Linked DNA regions of Homo sapiens: all the other regions are linked to region 4. A link is a contact called in ENCODE Hi-C or POLR2A ChIA-PET data. All regions are on one chromosome and are shown on one strand. Each heading gives the region's core, a stretch centred on a gene start or an enhancer-like site at or near the end of the contact. The rest is flanking DNA. Distances are from core to core; before and after follow the strand shown. Region 1 holds the start of ENPP5 (ectonucleotide pyrophosphatase/phosphodiesterase family member 5). Region 2 overlaps RUNX2 (RUNX family transcription factor 2). Region 3 has its middle 21 kb from the start of RUNX2-AS1. Region 4 has its middle 180 kb from the start of CLIC5. Region 5 overlaps RUNX2 (RUNX family transcription factor 2).

The links. A loop is a pair of places that touch in the nucleus more often than their neighbours do. ChIA-PET counts read pairs that join two places held with the same protein, here RNA polymerase II (POLR2A). Pooled maps may share reads with other maps.
Region 1: a pooled map shows a loop between it and region 4 (19-fold over the local background). The contact joins the promoter of ENPP5 here to the enhancer-like site in region 4. A Hi-C loop is called at or near these places in 4 of 37 single-sample maps with no recorded cell type and 4 of 50 pooled maps.
Region 2: a map with no recorded cell type shows a loop between it and region 4 (8-fold over the local background). The contact joins two enhancer-like sites. A Hi-C loop is called at or near these places in 5 of 37 single-sample maps with no recorded cell type and 10 of 50 pooled maps.
Region 3: a map with no recorded cell type shows a loop between it and region 4 (4-fold over the local background). The contact joins two enhancer-like sites. A Hi-C loop is called at or near these places in 7 of 37 single-sample maps with no recorded cell type and 8 of 50 pooled maps. POLR2A ChIA-PET finds 5 or more read pairs at or near these places in 2 of 52 experiments (AG04449 and activated B cell).
Region 5: a pooled map shows a loop between it and region 4 (4-fold over the local background). The contact joins two enhancer-like sites. A Hi-C loop is called at or near these places in 2 of 168 maps with a recorded cell type or tissue (breast epithelium and mammary epithelial cell), 10 of 37 single-sample maps with no recorded cell type and 17 of 50 pooled maps. POLR2A ChIA-PET finds 5 or more read pairs at or near these places in 4 of 52 experiments (IMR-90, activated B cell, activated CD4-positive, alpha-beta memory T cell and 1 more).

What each region holds. Positions count from the first base shown.
Region 1 is chr6:46,169,106-46,172,511 of GRCh38, forward strand. It overlaps ENPP5 (ectonucleotide pyrophosphatase/phosphodiesterase family member 5), which reads right to left and starts at 1,875. Exons shown (of 5, transcript NM_001290072.2): 1 at 1,703-1,875; 2 at 948-1,009. RefSeq lists a silencer at 2,047-2,106.
Region 2 is chr6:45,475,646-45,479,372 of GRCh38, forward strand. The region is part of intron 5 of RUNX2 (RUNX family transcription factor 2); the gene reads left to right. Among named protein-coding and RNA genes, the nearest start is that of RUNX2-AS1, 99 kb to the right of the region's middle. Within about 2 kb of position 2,291, at least 5 of the 41 ENCODE cell types and tissues checked have a DNase peak (open chromatin) inside an H3K27ac peak, as active enhancers do.
Region 3 is chr6:45,554,418-45,557,791 of GRCh38, forward strand. No RefSeq gene overlaps it. Among named protein-coding and RNA genes, the nearest start is that of RUNX2-AS1, 21 kb to the right of the region's middle. Within about 2 kb of position 1,919, at least 6 of the 41 ENCODE cell types and tissues checked have a DNase peak (open chromatin) inside an H3K27ac peak, as active enhancers do.
Region 4 is chr6:45,829,857-45,833,465 of GRCh38, forward strand. No RefSeq gene overlaps it. Among named protein-coding and RNA genes, the nearest start is that of CLIC5, 180 kb to the right of the region's middle. Within about 2 kb of position 1,680, at least 2 of the 41 ENCODE cell types and tissues checked have a DNase peak (open chromatin) inside an H3K27ac peak, as active enhancers do.
Region 5 is chr6:45,434,908-45,438,205 of GRCh38, forward strand. It overlaps RUNX2 (RUNX family transcription factor 2), which reads left to right. Exons shown (of 9, transcript NM_001024630.4): 5 at 3,040-3,144. Among named protein-coding and RNA genes, the nearest start is that of SUPT3H, 59 kb to the left of the region's middle. Within about 2 kb of position 2,049, at least 5 of the 41 ENCODE cell types and tissues checked have a DNase peak (open chromatin) inside an H3K27ac peak, as active enhancers do.

The sequences.
Region 1 (3,406 bases), core at 625-3,124, 340 kb after region 4:
TCTGTGAATCAAGGTTGCTGGTCTTTTCCCCTAATCTGTGTATATTTCTAAAATACTTTCATTCTATTGAAGAAAGCTAATAAGACGCTGTATGGATAAACAATAGATATGTAAATTTTGTCAGTTTTCATCAGGCGTGCACATCCAGCAGGGATCTTTTGTTCTCTCATTTTTCTACCCATTCCTGCATGAAGGTATTTATAAACCCACCAAAACTTAGATCAAACCACACTTGTACAAATAAATCTCTTGAAACTGCCTTTTGATATCTTCCTAAGCTGAAGACTTCTTTTTTTTTTTTTTTTGAGAGGGAGTCTCACTCTGTTGCCCAAGCTGGTGTGCGGTGGCACGATCTCAGCTTACTGCAACTTCCGCCTTCCGTGTTCAAGCAATTCTCCTGCCTCAGTCTCCCAAGTAGCTGGGACTACAGGCGCCCGCCACCACACCCAGCTAATTTTTGTATTTTCAGTAGAGACAGGGTTTCGCCATGTTGGCCAGCCTGGTCTCAAAACTGCTGACCTCAGGTGATTCACCCTTCTCGGCTCCCCAAAGTGCTGGGATTACAGGCATGAGCCACCGCAGCCGGCCTGAAGACATTTTTAAACTTCAAAAATATATCCTGTTTCACCTTGCTGTATTATAGGTACAGGTAAATAAAAACTACTTGGCATGCTTGCTTTGCTTTCAGAAATACAAGGTATATGTACATTGTGGGTATTCGCTGAGGGCAATAAATTCTGTTTTGCTGGTTTTAAACTGTGTTTTCACCATACCTAGACATTTCTTAAACTGAAATTGTTTTAGGTATTGGTCTCAAGATGATAGCTCAAATGTCATATTTAAAAACGATTTCTTGGATGGCAATACTCTCTCTGATTCTGGAAGGAACATTAAACACAGTTGCAGCAAGGAATAGCAAATAGGTTACTGCAAATATATTTACTCACCTATCTGGCTATGGATGGTAGTTGCTCTCTCTGTCCTTTCTCCCCCTAATTTTCTCTCCCACCTTTTTAAAACAAGGAAGGCTAGTATCAACCAAATGTAATTTAAGGCTAAAAGCAGAGGAAATAAACTACATGGAACACCTCATTTTCATCTATCTTAGCAAATTAATTCGGCACATGTGTAAGCAGGAGAAAACTGCTTTCTTGGGACCAACAAAAGTAAGCAAAGATTAAGTGTTGTCTAAAGCTTAGGAATGTTTGGCAAGAAGACTCAACATCACATCCATGACACAGAGCAATAAACAGAGGTGGGGGGTGGGGAATGAAAACAATCAGAATTTTTTTTTTTTTCGTGCACAAAATGCTGCACAAAACAGTGGAATCCCTGGATCTGGCTCCACATTTCATTGAGTACTTTCCAGTTCTTTCTCCCCTCCAACCCTTCCTCCACAAACAGACTTGGAGAGCAGGAAGGACGGGGCACCGATTAAACGGAAGAGGGAAAGTGCAGAAGGAGTAGGTTTGTGTAGCTCGGGTAGACGTCAAGGGCGGGGGTGTCCATCTTCTCCACCAGGATTCCATCCTAGCCACCCAGAATGGTCGCGGCGTAGGTTATGTTCCCAATTCCCAGTCATCCCGCCCACCGAGGCCTGGGCTTCTTAGATGTGCAGTGGCAAGGAGGGGACGTTGCTTTAGGGACCCAGAGGAGCAGTGTGGGTTCCCGGGAGGGAAGCCACCCACGCCCCTGGACTCACCCTCGCAGCGATCCGTTCAGTCCGTATTAGTTTGGAGCAACGGGAGGGAGGGTCTGGAGGAGACTCCCTCGGGCGCGCCGCGGGTAACGGCGGGAGGGTGACTGGAGGAACGCCCCCGGAACGCGCAGGAGCTCACCTGCGCTCAACTCTGGAGCGGAGCACCTGACCGCGCCGCTTCCCCGCCCCGCCTCCTGGCTTCTATTGGCTGCTGCAGAGATAGTCACTTCTGCCTGGGTTGCCCCCGAAAGCCAGGCTCCCAGGAGTAGCTGCACGGCCTGTCAATCAGCGGGGGCAGGGGCGGGCGCTGCCTGGGTTTGGAGGGTGGAGGGGGAGGGGACTCCCGGGGGCAGGGACCCATCTGGTAGGGCGAAGGCGTGGGATGGCCAATTGCTTGGTCACACACAAAACCTTCCGGCAACGTGCCTTTTCCAGGGGACCAGCTGTGCTGGAGTCAGTGATGCTGAGAGATTATTGCGTGTTACCCCAATGGTGGGTGTACTCTAACAGTCACTGTTTTTTGTTTAAAAGCGACTTGTATTCTCTGATTTCTTATCCCAGGCTTTTTTCCTTCCCCCGCCCCCCGCCCCCTGCCTTGTCACGAATTGGCGATGGGGCACACCATGGGCTTTGCTCTGAGGAACACCTGCACACCCGAGGATGCCAATGGGACGATGAAGTTTCATTCTTTTTATTAGTGGGTGTTATCTGCTTTACCTCAGAAAGAATTTATTAACCTAGTCAACTCTGCAGCCCCAACGTTTGCAGTCCAGGTTTTTGCAATTGAGGTCCCTGAGGTATATTTGTGGTGTACCTAGCATGGCACCTGAAATTGTGCGAATTAAACCAAGACAGGTTCAGAATTAGGTTAATTTGCACAGGAGAGAGGCTGAACAGCCACCCTCTCTGGTGGTGGCATCCGAGCTCCAGACTCTGTTTCTACCTTTGTTTGCAAAGTAAACATTAAAACTACAAACATCAGGCCTGATTACTCTTTCAGAAAGCCTTCAGTGCTTCTTGTGTGTTAGTGCCCCTATTTTGTCTTTTTCCGTACTGTAGTGGATTATTTTCTCAGTTTTTTTGGGATAATCAATGGCATTTTTAGGCCTGAGGGAGTGTAGGCAGGTACTTAGTTTGCCAGTATGATCCCAACTGTCTTTACCATAAATTATAGCAGTGATATCAAACTACCCTGAAAGAATTTGTCCATCTACACAATCCCAGCTAGAATTCTGACCTAATTAGAATTCTAGTTCTATCTGCAGTAGGCAATAATATCAGGTTGATTGTTACAATGTAAGTTTAACATCTAATTAGCTGGTAAAACTGGGAGCATATCTGCAATGGTGGTTTTGGCTCCTGCCCGGAGCTCGGATCCCTTGTCTGGTGTGCTGGAGCTTTAAAGTGAATAGAGATATCTGTTGATATTTAATTAAGCCATGCAAACATTTTGGTCATAGCTTTTTCTCTGTCTGCTTCTAATAGAGGGACAATCTCAACCCCAAACATTGTTACCTCCTAACTGGGTCATCCCATCCCGAAGGGCATCTGGGCACTCTTCCATGGCCTTTTATTCGTGGTAACTTGAGTTTATGGTTTTCAACACGTGGGATGGGGATTAAGAGGGAGGCTGGTTTCTATGTTTAGTGAGACCCAAACACAATGAAGTTGAACAAGTTGTTCCAATTCCCCAAAGCCCTGTCCTTT
Region 2 (3,727 bases), core at 1,041-3,540, 350 kb before region 4:
TATTGATCTCCCCTACTAGAGCTGTACCACTACAATATGATAACGTTTTGCACATTCTAGATATTCAACTGATATGATTCAGTTGAACAAAGTAGATCAGGTATCTGAATTAGTCTTTTAAATACATATTGAAGTTTGTTTTCAGATTAGTGTTAAGGAATAACAATTTATACGGTGAACTGGTACATAAAATTATAGCCCTAGGGCCTGATCTTGAAATACTAGAAAATAAGCCCATTACAAAACGATGATAATCATGTTTTTTCAAGGGACATTCTAAATTGTTCTAGATTTTAGCAACCTCTGGTGTTCTGTTTTTTATAGGGAAAAGTAAGAGGTCCAAAAATCTTCAGGCCAACTTGGTGGCTCAGACTTTCTTTCTCAAGCCCTTTTATATGTGTTTATTAGTTAAGTTTGCAGCTCTATAAATGATATCATTTGTACTAGTTGCATTGGATCCCTGCCATTTCTCCATCCATAACAGATGGATTCTGTTCTTCCATTCCACTATACGTTGCTCAGGGTTTGTTACTTTCTGATAGACAACAGAAATGAGAATGCAGAAATGGGATGGAAAAGAGGGAGTGAGTCTGTTTTATTTTGTTTCCATATTTCTCCTAAGCTTACTGGAGTGGCAAATGGTAGGATAAGTGGTCAGCTATACTGCCCCATGAGATTCAAGGAGCCTTTGGGGAGGAAGGACCTTGCTCAGAAGATAGGCTGGGGAGGATGGTTAATTTTGGAGATTTTTGTTGTTGCTTCATGTTTTCTTTTGATTTCCCTCATCTTTGATGCTGACTCTGATGTTGGCTTTCCCTATATAATATTTGGACGAGAACAAATTTTGCCTACTCTCTGGCCTGTGCAAGTGACACATACAGAGCCATTGTCTGACTTGTGACTTGGCCCAGAAAGGGCTGATTGTCATGCAGTTGGGAGGGCTTTTAGACTGGGTAAAAAATTCTCCCATTTGTTTAAAATAACATGACTAAGATTGAACTCAGAAGACACTGTGCATGCATTTCTTTTCAAATTAGTGTTAAGAAATAAAAGTTTATACTGCGACCTGGTATATAAAATTATAGACCAGTCTAGGGCTCCATTTTGAAATATTAGAAAATAATACATCTTTGTATAAGAATACCTCTAATAGTATTTAGACATTTTTCCCTTCTAAATCTATCTTTCCCTTTAAATAATGAATATCATTAGAGGTATTCTTATGCAAGGATGTACAGGAAGCATTTAGAAATATGAATCTGAAGCTTGGTAGAAACTGGAAATGCATTTTCCATAGTCATAGGAACTTGAAGCCATTGGGATTGATGAGGCTGCATGAGGAATGGGTATGGAATGAATGAAGGAGAGTTATCCTTTTTACCATTGTGACCTAACTTTGTGTCCCTTGCCTGGACACAGACAAAGGTTCTCTTGCTAAGCTCCCCTGGGTCCCTGAAGCAGCAGAAGAGCAGATTCAGAACCGTTTCAGTGGCCACTGCATGGGTTGTCTCCGCCACTGGCTCCTCATCTTTCTCTTTCCTAGATCACTTTTTGTGTTCCTCTTCCTTGCCTAGCCACCCTAGGAGTGTTTGCTTCTCAGGGTTCCCTTTTAGACACTTTTCTCCACTCGTTCTGTACCCATTCCCTGAGTGTCCTCATTGACACTATTAACTTCGTGTTCCCATGACCACTGAAAATGCATCTTCAGTCTCTTCTGAACTTCAGACTGGTATTTCTAGGTTGCTTCCTGGGTGTCTGCACCTGAATATGTCCCATGGGTACTTCAAACTCATGGCCAACACAGCGTTAGGGATTCCCCACCTCTACTTCAACCAAACTTCTCTGCCCAAACATGAACCTCCTCCAGTTTTACCAGTTTTGAGTGCCCTACAGTTCACCCAGGTGACCAAACCAGAAACCTGAGACTCACCTTCTCTGCCTTACTTCTGACATCTAATTATTCCACTGTACTGTTGTCTGTACCTCTATTCTATGTCTCACATTCACTCCCTCAAATCTTTTAGTGCTGATTTAGCTTAGTATACTCTCTCAGTGTTTATCTTCTGACTTATAACGTAAAAACAATTTCCTAACTGGTTTTATGTCTCTAACTGCACTCCCTTCTAAATCTATCTTCCCCTGTAAGTAAAGCAATCTTCCTAAACTGTAAACCAATGCATGGCACACCCTTGCTTAAAATACTTCAGTGTCTCCCTGTTATTTGCAGGATGAAGTTCAGACTTGGTGGCACACTGACAAGGCCCTTCAGCATCTGCTCTGCCCAACTGCCTTCCACCCACACACCTGTGGCTGAGCTCCAGCGATGCCAAATTGCTTCACTCTATACTTTCTCATCTCGGTGTCTTTGCACCTGCTGTTCCTTCTGGTTGGAATGTTATCTTCTTCTGCATTTGCTTGACTAAATTCTACTCATTCTTTAAGTCTACTCAAACGCTGTCTCCTCTGGGAGCCCTTCCTGACTGCTCTTGAAAGTCAAGTATTTAATCTTTGGCTCCTCTTTGGTTTCCTTTTCATACTTTAATTATATTATTTATCACACTGCTGTAATTATTTGTTTTTATGATGCCTCCAGTATACCGTGAGCACCCTAGTTTAGCATAGTTCATGAAACATAATAATGCTTAGGATATTTTAATTGATAAGTGAAGATTACATTTGCATAGTGGTTTTACCTGTGTAGGACATTTTCACCTCTTATTACATTTTGTCCTGACGACATCCCTGTGTTGTAGATACTTTGTTTTTTTCTGACAGATGAGGAAGTTGAGTCATAGGAGGAAATTGAATCATAGAGATGATAGATATTTGCCTACAGCCTCACAACTAACTTAGTAGCAGAGCTAGGAATAGACTCCCAAGTTTTCCTGCTCCTTGTATAGTCAGGCCCAGAATTAGAAATGAGATTCTCCTTTTTAATCAGACACTGCCTTGGTCTTTTAACTATTCCATTAAGTTCACTAATTGTGTGTAAATGTGTGTGTGTGTGTGTGTGTGTGTATTTGTGGAACTCATAGTGACAGGTGAGGAATCCATAGCTTTATTGATTCTTAGGATTGCAAATTAGGTCACCTGTTATTTTACAGATGAGAAAATTCTGTACCTGAGAAGTTCACACTTGCTATTAGTAGCAGAACCCATGTCTCCTTTCAGTCACATGTTCTCTTTCATACTGCATTTTGGGCAGTCATCAATTCCATAGGACAGACTTTTTTTTTCTTTTCTTTTCTTTTCTTTTTATTTTAAGATGGAGTCTCTCTGTCGCCCAGGCTGGAGTGCAGTGGCACCATCTCGGCTCACTGCAACCTCCACCTCCTGGGTTCAAGCTGTTCTCCTGCCTCAGCCTCCAGAGTAGCTGAGATTAAGGTGCACGCAATAGGACAGACTTTCTGTGTTGAATTGCAAGGGTTGTTAGTAGGATTTGTTGAGACATTAGGCAAGTTAAATCTTGAGAAGAGCCCATCCTCTGAGCAGAAAGAATGCCATTCCTGAGAACATTCTCAATGAAAGGTCCATGAAAGAGATAGGACCCAGAAGAGAAAGAATTAAATGATAATATTCTTTCAGGGATTATCCCATTCTTCCAGATTGCATTACTTCTTTTCCAGTGAGCTTCATAGGTTCTTCGGTATGTATCATTTTGAACTAAAATGAAGGCATCTAATTAGGCTGAAGGATGAGAACTTCCTATTGCAAAGAAAGGTACGTT
Region 3 (3,374 bases), core at 669-3,168, 280 kb before region 4:
CAGGAGACACAGTGTTTCTTGGCCTCAGTTTTTTATTTCTGCAAATTCTTCAAAAAAAAAAAAAAGTACTGCCTTTATCCCACAAGTGATAAAGAAACAATTACTTGTCTTCAAATAGGTTACTGGGACAAGGGACACTGGATGCTCCTTGATATGTCAATTAAGGGAGCAGGGAGAAGCTAACATTTAAGGAGTTTTTAGTAATTTTTGTAAAGCTATTATTCAAAAGTTTGTGACTCAATCCAGCCCTGCTATTCAGATATGCTCAGCCATTTGGGAAGCAGAGGGATCAAATTTCTGGAAACACATTTAACATTTACCAAAATGTCTTTTAATTCGTTTCTTATTATCTTGTTGCATTGATGTCAGGCCACTTAGTGGGGTTTTCTGCAAAACTTGCTTCCTGTTTTAGCACTGCAAACATAGCTCACTTCTTGATTGCTATCTATTCTTTCCAGGTCATTCTGTCCCACTCTGTAGCCAATAAAAAGGGAAGAATTTCCCCCACCTGCTATTCTTATAAAGAAATCAAGGACATAGAGCAAAATACTTTTAACAAAAAGGCAAAATTCTTCCACATAAGCCCTTCAGGGAGTAGCTCTTGGAGCAGTAACATTAAATGGGACCAGAACACAAAAGCGCACAGGCTCATGTGGCCTTAGGAAATTTCTCTGGGAGGACCAAAAGTACTAGAGTTAACCCGAATGTGGAAAATGGAAATAGGATAGAGTGAGCTTCGTGGAATTAGAGATACAGTATATAATGGCAGAAACTAAGGGTGTTTTTGAGAGATGGGAATGCCAAGAACACCCGAAACACAATTGGATGATGGATTGATAGAAAAGTACAAATTTATTTAAAAGCAGCAAAAAGCAGATAACAAAATCACATGACATGTAGAATTGTGGCACGATTAATAAAACAGTGTTAGGATTTAAATCACCTTCGACATCCTCTCTTTCCTAAACCAAGTCACCTATGTATCCTAACTCCATCTATCTCCAGCAGTGAAATAGTTGGACCAATTTCATTTTCTGTTTCTCTGTGAGTTTCCCTTCATTCTTCTGCCCCCAAATGAGAGGAGCGTTTTGTGGGATCATTATTTATCCCAGAAATGCTTCAGCCTGATTTTGTTCTCCCTAACCATCATTTAGTATTTAAAATCCTAGAAATCACAATGACTTTACTCTTTTTTAGTAGAGTGCTTAAAGAGTCTTTGTGTGTGTAGATTTGGGGGCGTAGAACATTTGGCTCCTTACAGAAATCTTATTTATGGCTTCACAGATGAGAAATACAGAGATTATTATTGAATACGATTCTCAACCACACCTTCTGGAGCACAAACTGTGAGCTCAGGTTGTGCAGGGAAAGATTGGTGAACCAACCGTCATTCCTCGTGGGCATGAGAGGGAGAGAAGGATCCAAGGAGAAAGCAAGTTTGAACTTCAGCAAGGAGTTAAGTGGTTAATAGGAACTCAGTTTTTTTTTTTATTGGCTAATAAAACCTCTCAGCGTTTTTCATATTATATGGTCCCTTCAGGCTCCTAGCCCAATGGCTTAAAAAAAGGGAAAGACAAAAACAACAACAAAAAGCTGGAGCCTAAATACCAATGCAGTCCCAGTCTTGTTTACTTTTTCATTTCCGCAGTTGTAAAAAAAAAAAAAAAAATTCCTCTGGTAGTTCAACTTTATCATAGGAATTGCAGGAACGGACCGGTGTTTGAACAACTCCAGTCATTCCTGCCTCCCAGTGAAAGGAAAAAATATGCTCTGCCTGTGTGTGCCTGTTTCAGAAAAAAAGTTGACCACGCTGCAAGTGATGGATGCATCAGGAAATCTTAAAATGAAAGCAGGGGTGGAAGGAGGGAGCGCAGATATTGAACTGAAACACATCTCTGGAATCCTGAATGCAAATGATCTCTGTCCTTTTATTGCCAGTGGTGCTGTTCTCCCAACAGAGCAGGATGTTCTTGTTTTTAATAATAGCCAGGCCAGATGCTAAATTCGCCTCAGCAACATGCTGTATAAGTGAGAAGGCAAACAGCTGATTCCTGTTAAGACGAACACCAGGAGAATAAGCCAGAAAGTATGAGAATTCTCTGGAGGTTTTTGCTTTGTAAACCCCTGTTTGGCAGAAAGATCACAGAATCTGAACTGAAAACACAGTGTGTCCCCTGCACCCGTTCCTCGGCGGAGCTGCTTGCTGGGGGCCTTTAAGCCTCTCGCCTTCGCCATCCAGCCCTTTTCTAAGCTGTCCAGAAGACGAGCTTACAGGTTTCCCAAGAGGGAAAGTCGGAAGCCCTGAGTCCTTTGACTTTTAATGACTGTAGAAAAATACTCATCAATAGGAGGATTTTTTTTTTTACTTGTTCCTTGCAGTAAAAAATAGCGAAATCCTGAACACGAGCCAGTATTTTTAAATGGCATCTTTGTTCCATCTTTTTCACTACCTTCTTCCCCCTGTCAGAGTCCATCAAATCCCTCAGATACTATTCCTTTCAGAATAAGCCACACATGCAAGATGCTGCTTTCTTCTTTCCCAGGGAGCTGCCAGAGCCTGTGTGGTGTTCTGTGCGGCTGGGCTGACCAGATCAGACAGTGACCAGGCTGCACGCCGCTGCTAGCTCATGCCACCTCCAAATGCTGCCCTGAAGGCCCTTCCTGGAGAGCAGGGGTACCCTGTGGAAGGGGTCTGCAGAGTGTTGTCTTCCAGTCATTCCTGGGGGCTTTGCTTCCAAGGCCTGCAGGAAAGTGAGCGAGAGAAGAAGGGGATGTTAGGAGGAGGTTGAGAAGCTCGCCCCAAAAATAAGTTCCCCAAAGACCCCTTTCATTACCTTTCCTGTTCATATCATCCTCCTAAACCCTCATACTTTCTCTCTCCAATTGCCACATCCTCCCCTGAAATGCAGAAAGTGCACATTATCCTTTCTATTTTTTCCTCCCTAGCTGTCCTTGAAGTTCACTTGGCCTTGATCTCACTAGTATGAACATCCTGGGGGGAAAGGAATGGGAGCCAAAGATGATTTTCCTCCTTCCCTACTTAGGATGGCACTGAAGCCCATTGTTTTAATGTCTTTTTGAGGAAAATTCAGATTTGGTACCAGTAGCATGATCACATATGTACCTGGCACTTTTCTTAATGTTTCACGTGCCTTATCTTAATCTTCCCAGCAACTTATGAAGAAGTTAGTACTGTGTTTATCCCCATTTTACTGATAGGAAAACTGAGGTTCAGACTTGTCCAAGGTTATACAGCTATTAAGACTCAAGTCTAGATCTGCTTGATACCAGAGACTATGTTCCTAAGCTCAAACTTTGGGCACAATCTCTGTATCATCTGTATAATGGAGGTTATGAGAAGTAAATGAATTAAT
Region 4 (3,609 bases), core at 430-2,929:
AAATATGTTATTTGATTCTCTTTTTTTAAACACAGAAGCTGGAGAGATTCTTTTAAAACCCCAGGCAGGTTATGTCACTCCTCTGCTCAACACTCTCCAGTGGCTCCTGTCTCAGAGAAGCCCAAAGCCTTGCAAGGCCTACCCTATTCAATTCCACGTCCTTCTGAATCCAGTCTGCATCCCTCCCAGTTGCTCTGCTTCAGCCACTCTGGCCTCAGGGCCTTTGCACTGGCTACTCCACTACCTGGATTACTCTTTCCCCAGTGATCTCTCAGCTCACCTTCTTACCTCCTTTGAGCCTATATCTCAATGGCACCCTCTTAGAGACACCCCTTTTTTTTCCTCAGCACTCCTCCTAACCCTTCTAGGCTTTGCTTTTTGCCAAAGCCCTTAGAAATCCCATATGTTTTGTTTATTCATTTATTTATCTGCTTCTCCCAGTGGAACTCCAGGGAGAGGGAGACTTTCGCTGTTTTGTTTACTACTGCACCCCCGGGGACTAAAACAGTGCCTGGTCCTTAGTGATGATTCATATGTGTTTGAATGAGATATTGAATAAAAGAATGAGTTCTCATTATATATTAGTATTTATGAGTCATGGTAAGTGCTGTGTTCTTGGCTTTACGGATGAAGAAACAGAGTCCCAGAAGATTTTGTGACTTGTCTGAGGTCACGCAGCTTGTGGTAGAGCCAGCTTTAGAACCCAGGGGCTATGACCTGCAGCCTCAGGTCTTTTGGGCAACCACTTCCTGCATTTCCATGCAGCTATTTCCAGGCAGGCACATACCCGGCTCTGACACGGACTCTGGACAGGCTCAATATGCAGATACACAGTCTTTCCCCGAAGTGAGAAGAGGGTACCACACTGCTGCTGTCATTTCCTGGACAGAGAAATGTGCATCTTGCCCGCTGGGTTCAGAGCAATAGTAATTACGAGAGTCTGGAGGGAAGTGAGAAAAGGTATCAGGGGCATTTAACAACCTTCACTGACCTGCAAATTATTATTTACAGTAACACAGAGCATTTCCTCTTCAGAGGCAAAGATGTAGAACATATCATATATGTGTCTTTCTTTTTTTCTTTCTTACTTTTTTTTTTTTTTTTTTTTAAAGAAGACTGACTTCTCACAGTGCTCTCCGGAAGCAGACAGAGAAGAGAAAGGGTTATTGGGCAGGTCAGAACGGACTTACCCTTAGGAGATGAAAGGAATGAATCTTCACTGTACTTTCTTAAATTCCTCCAGGAACTCTATGAAGATGATATTGGAAAACCTGAGAATCTCACTGTAAACTTTTGAGAGGCTGGGTCGGGTTTTATTTAACATGCATCTCCTGTTGATTCGGCACACTGCTTTGCAACAGCAGGTCTGGAGAAGTGTGTTCAGATTGACTGCCTGGGCTGGGAGGGGCTTTGGTTCTCATCTCTTCCAATCTCGTCCCCAGGATGTAGACCATCTGCTCATTCCTAGACTGCAGCTGCCAAACCAAAAACACGTCCACTGACTGGTAGCTCATTACCTATCACAGCAGCCCTTCTTTTTATACTGCTTATGTTGAACTACTGTCTTCTTCCTACAAGCTCCACCCTTCAGGTCTAGTTCTTTCTTCTGGATTGACAGAGGATAAATCTACTATGTTAGTAACAGATAAGCTTTCTTACATGAAATAGAGCAAGTTCTCCTTATCTCACTGGCTCTAAAAAGCAGAACTTGGCACCTAGCAGTCTGTGAAAGCAGGAGTTCCCTGAGAGTCCTCCCACAGTGTGTGTGTGTGTGTGTGTGTGTGTGTGTGTGTGTGTGTTTCTGCGTGGGGAGTGTGTTTCTAATGTGGTGGTGCAGAGTTTGACATTGGAGTCAAGCTTCTTGGGCTCATTTCCAGGCTCTATCACACAGCCCTGTGACTTGGATATGACACTTAGCCTCTCTGTGTCTCAGTTTCTTAAGCTGTAAAATGGGAAGAATAATAGTGACAACCTGATGGGATTGTTGTGATAATTAAATGTGCAAATGCCGTGAAGCATTAGTAGAGTGCCAACCTAGCATATACTGTGTGCCAATGATGCAGTGTCTTTGGGAGGATGTTCTGCTTCTCATGGGTTATAACAAGCAGAAGAAAGCCGTGGATCTGGGGGAATTGTCCCTTGTCCCTGGTGCCTTCTCCTTCAGTGCTTCTCTGTTTTCCTCCCTCTTTCTCCTCCCCTATCTGTTCCCAGGCCGTTCTCCAGTGGTCTAGTCCCAGTATACTGTTCTCTAAGCTGTACAGCTGCTTTTTCTATGCCTGGGGACACTTAGACTTTTTCACAGGGAACCAGGGAGATCCACAATTCTTCCAGGTGCAAAGGAGTGACTCTAAGGGTGACCTCTCAGTGTGGTGAGTGGGAAACAGGTATTCAGGGAACTGAAAGTAAAACCCTTCCCAGTACCCCTCACCCCACAACCACAAACACTCACCTACTTGGACCATTGATTGTGTGTGTCCATGAAGTCACATCTTCCTGCCACATGTTTTAAACTTGACATTTTCTACCTCGCTAAGTTGTGACAAATCCTTTGATATGGCCGAGAATGAATTGCTTTAAATTTAGTCGGAATTCGTGATACATCACATGAAATGAGAAGAAAGACAACCTGATCAACAAATGATATTAATGTTCCAAATTTTGGATGGGTTTAAAACTAAACATAAAGAGAGGAAACTGACAGTTTTTGTTTGTTTGTTTTTTGTTTTGTTTTTTTGAGACAGGGTCTCGCTCTGTTTCCCAGTCTGGAGTGCAGTAGCAAGATCTCTGATTACTGCAGCCTTGATCACCCAGACTCAAACCATCCACCCACTTCAGCCTCCCAAGTAGCTGGGACTACAGGCCTGTGCCACTATGCCCAGCTAATTTTTCTACTTTTAGTAGAGATGGGATTTCTCCAGGTTGTCTAGGCTGGTCTCGAATTCCTGGGCTCAAGCCACCTTGGCTTCTCAACATGCTGGAATTATAGGCATGAGCCACTACGCCTGGCTGAAACTGACATTTTTGAGGGCCTGTTTTGTACCAGGCCCTGTGCTATGTGATTAGCGTAACCCAGGGAGGGGTAGTAGTTGTATTCTCCCTATTTTCAAAGATGAACAGTGAGCTGCTCAAGGTTCACAGCAGTCACTTGAGCATTCCAACCCTAGTCAGTCTGCATCCAAAAGCAGAAGGTTTTGGGTTGTGCAGGCGGAATTTGAAGCCAATGATCAGGAGACTTGGTTTCTAATCACACAACAGGGCTGGGCTACTATTTCTTTCTTTCTTTTCTCTCTCTTTTGAGATGGAGTTTCACTCTTGTTGCCCAGGCTGGAGTGCAATGGCATGATCTCGGCTCATCGCAACCTCCGTCTCCTGGGTTCAAGTGATTCTCCTGCCTCAGCCTCCTAAGTAGCTGGTATTGCAGGCATGTGCCACCACACCCAGCTAATTTTGTATTTTTAGTAGAGACGGGGTTTCTCCATGTTGGTCAGGTTGGTCTTGAATTCCCAACCTCAGGTGATCCGCCCACCTCGGCCTCCCAAAGTGCTGGGATTATAGGCATGAGCCACCGCGCCCGGCCTACTATTTCTTCACATATAAAATGAGAATGGG
Region 5 (3,298 bases), core at 799-3,298, 390 kb before region 4:
TAAGAGGTGCATTATTATTATAGGATGAAGAACCAATTACTAAATTGGTTGGTAATTTCTGAAAATTTCTTCAACATTGCATACATATTTCTTCTGAAGGGGCAATAAGAAGCAGAAGGAGCCTCATTCACTTTTGCTGTAGTTGTTAATTACATCTTGATCCTTAGGGTCTGATTTTGGCAGATCATAGTTATACTTAACTACTTGTTTCCTCCCCCAAACCCATCTCTTTTTAAAAGCAGTTTTTTATAGAGAACTCATTCTACTCTGAAAATTTAAATGCTTTATACTTGAAGGGTGAATTTTATTTTTGGCTTTTGTTCCTACATGAGGCGTCACCCTGAATTTAGGGGAAGCATAGATGACTTTTAATATCCTAAGTAAGTTGTAAAGGTCTCAAGTAGAACTGTTACCAAAACTGGTTTAAATAAATTTATGGACAATCTATTTTATCTTTTTTTCTTTTTTGAGATGGAGTCTCACTCTGCCACCCAGGCTGGAGTGCGGTGGCACCATCTCGGCTCACTATAACCTCCGCCTCCTGAGTTCAAGTGATTCTTGTGCCTCAGCCTCTTGAGTAGCTGGGATTACAGGCGTGCGTCACCACGCCCAGCTAATTTTTATATTTTTAGTAGAGACAGGGTTTCACCAGGTTGGCCAGGCTAGTCTTGAACTCCTGACCTCAGGCGATCTGCCCTCCTCCACCTCCCAAAGTGTTGGGATTACAGGCGTGAGCCACCGCGCCCAGCCGACAATCTTTCTACCAGGTTATTTAGAGACATTAAGGATAACTGAGATCTGTATATATCCTTGATTTATTAAGATGAGTGCCATAGATGAAAACTGACTCTGAAACACAGCCATGGGAGCCACTGTTAGAAAGGCAATCCTGGGCCCATAGACCACTAATCTGACCCCAAAATGGCACTTTAAAATGTTTTAGTGTAAATTAACTTTCAATCTAGAGATTCAGCTCTTTTACTTTTTGCGATCTTTCCATTGTTTTGAGGTTCTAACTTGGACCCAGTGGCTTCCTATTCAAGTTTCTGGTTTCTAATTCTGTAGGCTTTTAGTTTTCTGTAACTAGTTTAGACTCCTGGCTGGTTTATTCTTCTGGTTAGTCTTAACGCTTATAATAAAGCCTCTCTTTGCTAACCAATTATAAATTATTTAAATCCGTGTAATAGCCAATATAGTGGATAAAATATATCAATGACACTTTAAAAATAGATGCTTTCATCATCCTGAGATATTGCATTAGTCCATTTATGTTTACTGTTTCTTGGGCACATAGAGCTGATTGGGACGCATCTAGAAATAAATTACTTATTAATTTTTTTAAATGGCAAGTGATCAAGCCACTTAAGGAAGTGGCCAAGTGACAGAATATTTAAAAAAAAAAGAGCATTAATTTTAGGGTCTGAAAAATGAGGTTCAGATCTTCATTTTTTCATTTATTAGTTGTATGAACTTGGGTAAATTACTAAGTCTCTTGAGGCTTCAGCCTCCTTATTTGTGCAATGGGGGTGAGAGATCTAAGCGGGGAGGATTAATTGAGATAATGTGTATGAAGTGGCACTTAATACGTTTCTAATTGTTATTCACCTTTCCCTATTCAAACTGCACCCACCCCATTCCTGTCTTTTCTTTCCTGTTTTTTTCCCCTTGGCTATAGAAAAGTATAGCCAAGGAGACTTAAAACTATTTATACTCAGTAACAAATGATGTGCGTCTTAAACAGATTTTAGGAACTTACATGGTCTAGGTTGAAAAGAAAACCCATTCACTAGACTTGACAGCCAAAGACCTGTTCTCCATTAAGCCTTGTATATAACCTGTTCCATATTAAGCTTTGAAAAGACTGCATTAAACTTTGCATTGGTACATATTGTCAAAGATTTGTGTTTTGGTTTAATACTCTCAGTTTTCAGTAAGGGAAAAAGAATCTCTGACCAAAAAACAAAGCAAAACAAAATGAGCTTTTTAAAGGTCTGTTACAGGAGCAGACTGAATGAGTACTCTGGCCTGAGATTGCTGAATGTTTTATTGAGTCACTGTTTCACGCCCACCTCTTCCTGTCTTGTAACAGTTTGCAGTTTTGACTATCTGACATGATTAACCGTTGCAAATCTAACTGATTACAACTGTTAGTAAGTCTGTGCAACAGAGAATGGTATCTTCTTCTGGAGAAAACAGACATCCAAATATGCTACCAAACTTTTCCCTGTCTCTTTTCCCCTTCTTATTCGTCGCTTTTAGCTCATTAATTTGAAGCATCAGATGTAATATTTCAATGAAGCACACCTTCTGCTAAAAGCAAAATTTGAGTTTATACTGAGAGATGTCATGTTCATTTAGCAAAAAGTAAGTCGCTGTCAGGGGGTTATTTCAAGATTTAACAGCAAGGATGTATGTTAGGGGAGGGGTGGACAGGGAGGAGAAAAACTTTGTTCCAGTAATGATGAAATCATCATACCACAGGCACATTACGGCCAGGACAGGAGACACTGGCTCCTGTTAAAATGATTCCCATAAGAACTTTCCTCTTTTATCTTCTTATTGTAGTGCAGCTAAGCAAATGAAATGCTAAAGCTATGTGAAGTAAATAACATAATCAACAATGATTTACTATTGTTCTCTCGTGAGGTCATGACCCAACCCTAAATAAAGACTTCTAAAATTGTCTGTGCTTGGATGTGTTCCTGATGTTGGAGAAAACTGAAAGAAAAAGAACCTTCCTCAAGTGGACCAGGGTTTTGTTTTCATTACAACTGTTGCTACTGAGGAGCTTTTTTGGAATTGGAGTCTTCCTGTGTAGCACTACAATGAGGACGATGATCTTGACTCTAAGCAAATTTGGAAATGTCCTAAAGTGGTCATCGGAGGGTTTCCAATTTAGAAGAAGGAGTCCTGCCTCTTGTCTTTGTTTCATTGCCTCCTTAGAGATGCTTAAATGCAATTTGGAAATCTATGCTGCTGTGTAATCATCAACACTGTTTTTTAATATTCACTGTATATTTTCCCCTTTTATATCTGCAGGCAAGAGTTTCACCTTGACCATAACCGTCTTCACAAATCCTCCCCAAGTAGCTACCTATCACAGAGCAATTAAAGTTACAGTAGATGGACCTCGGGAACCCAGAAGTAAGTACTCCCCTTTTTATTGAAGAAAGTAATAGAGTTTCCAGAGACCCTATGAGGAATTTATTCCAAATGAGTTAGTGTCACTTTCATGTCCATAGTGTCTTTGTGGACTTTGCTATCTGCATATATTTTTTTTAGTGAGGGAGAGTTAGTC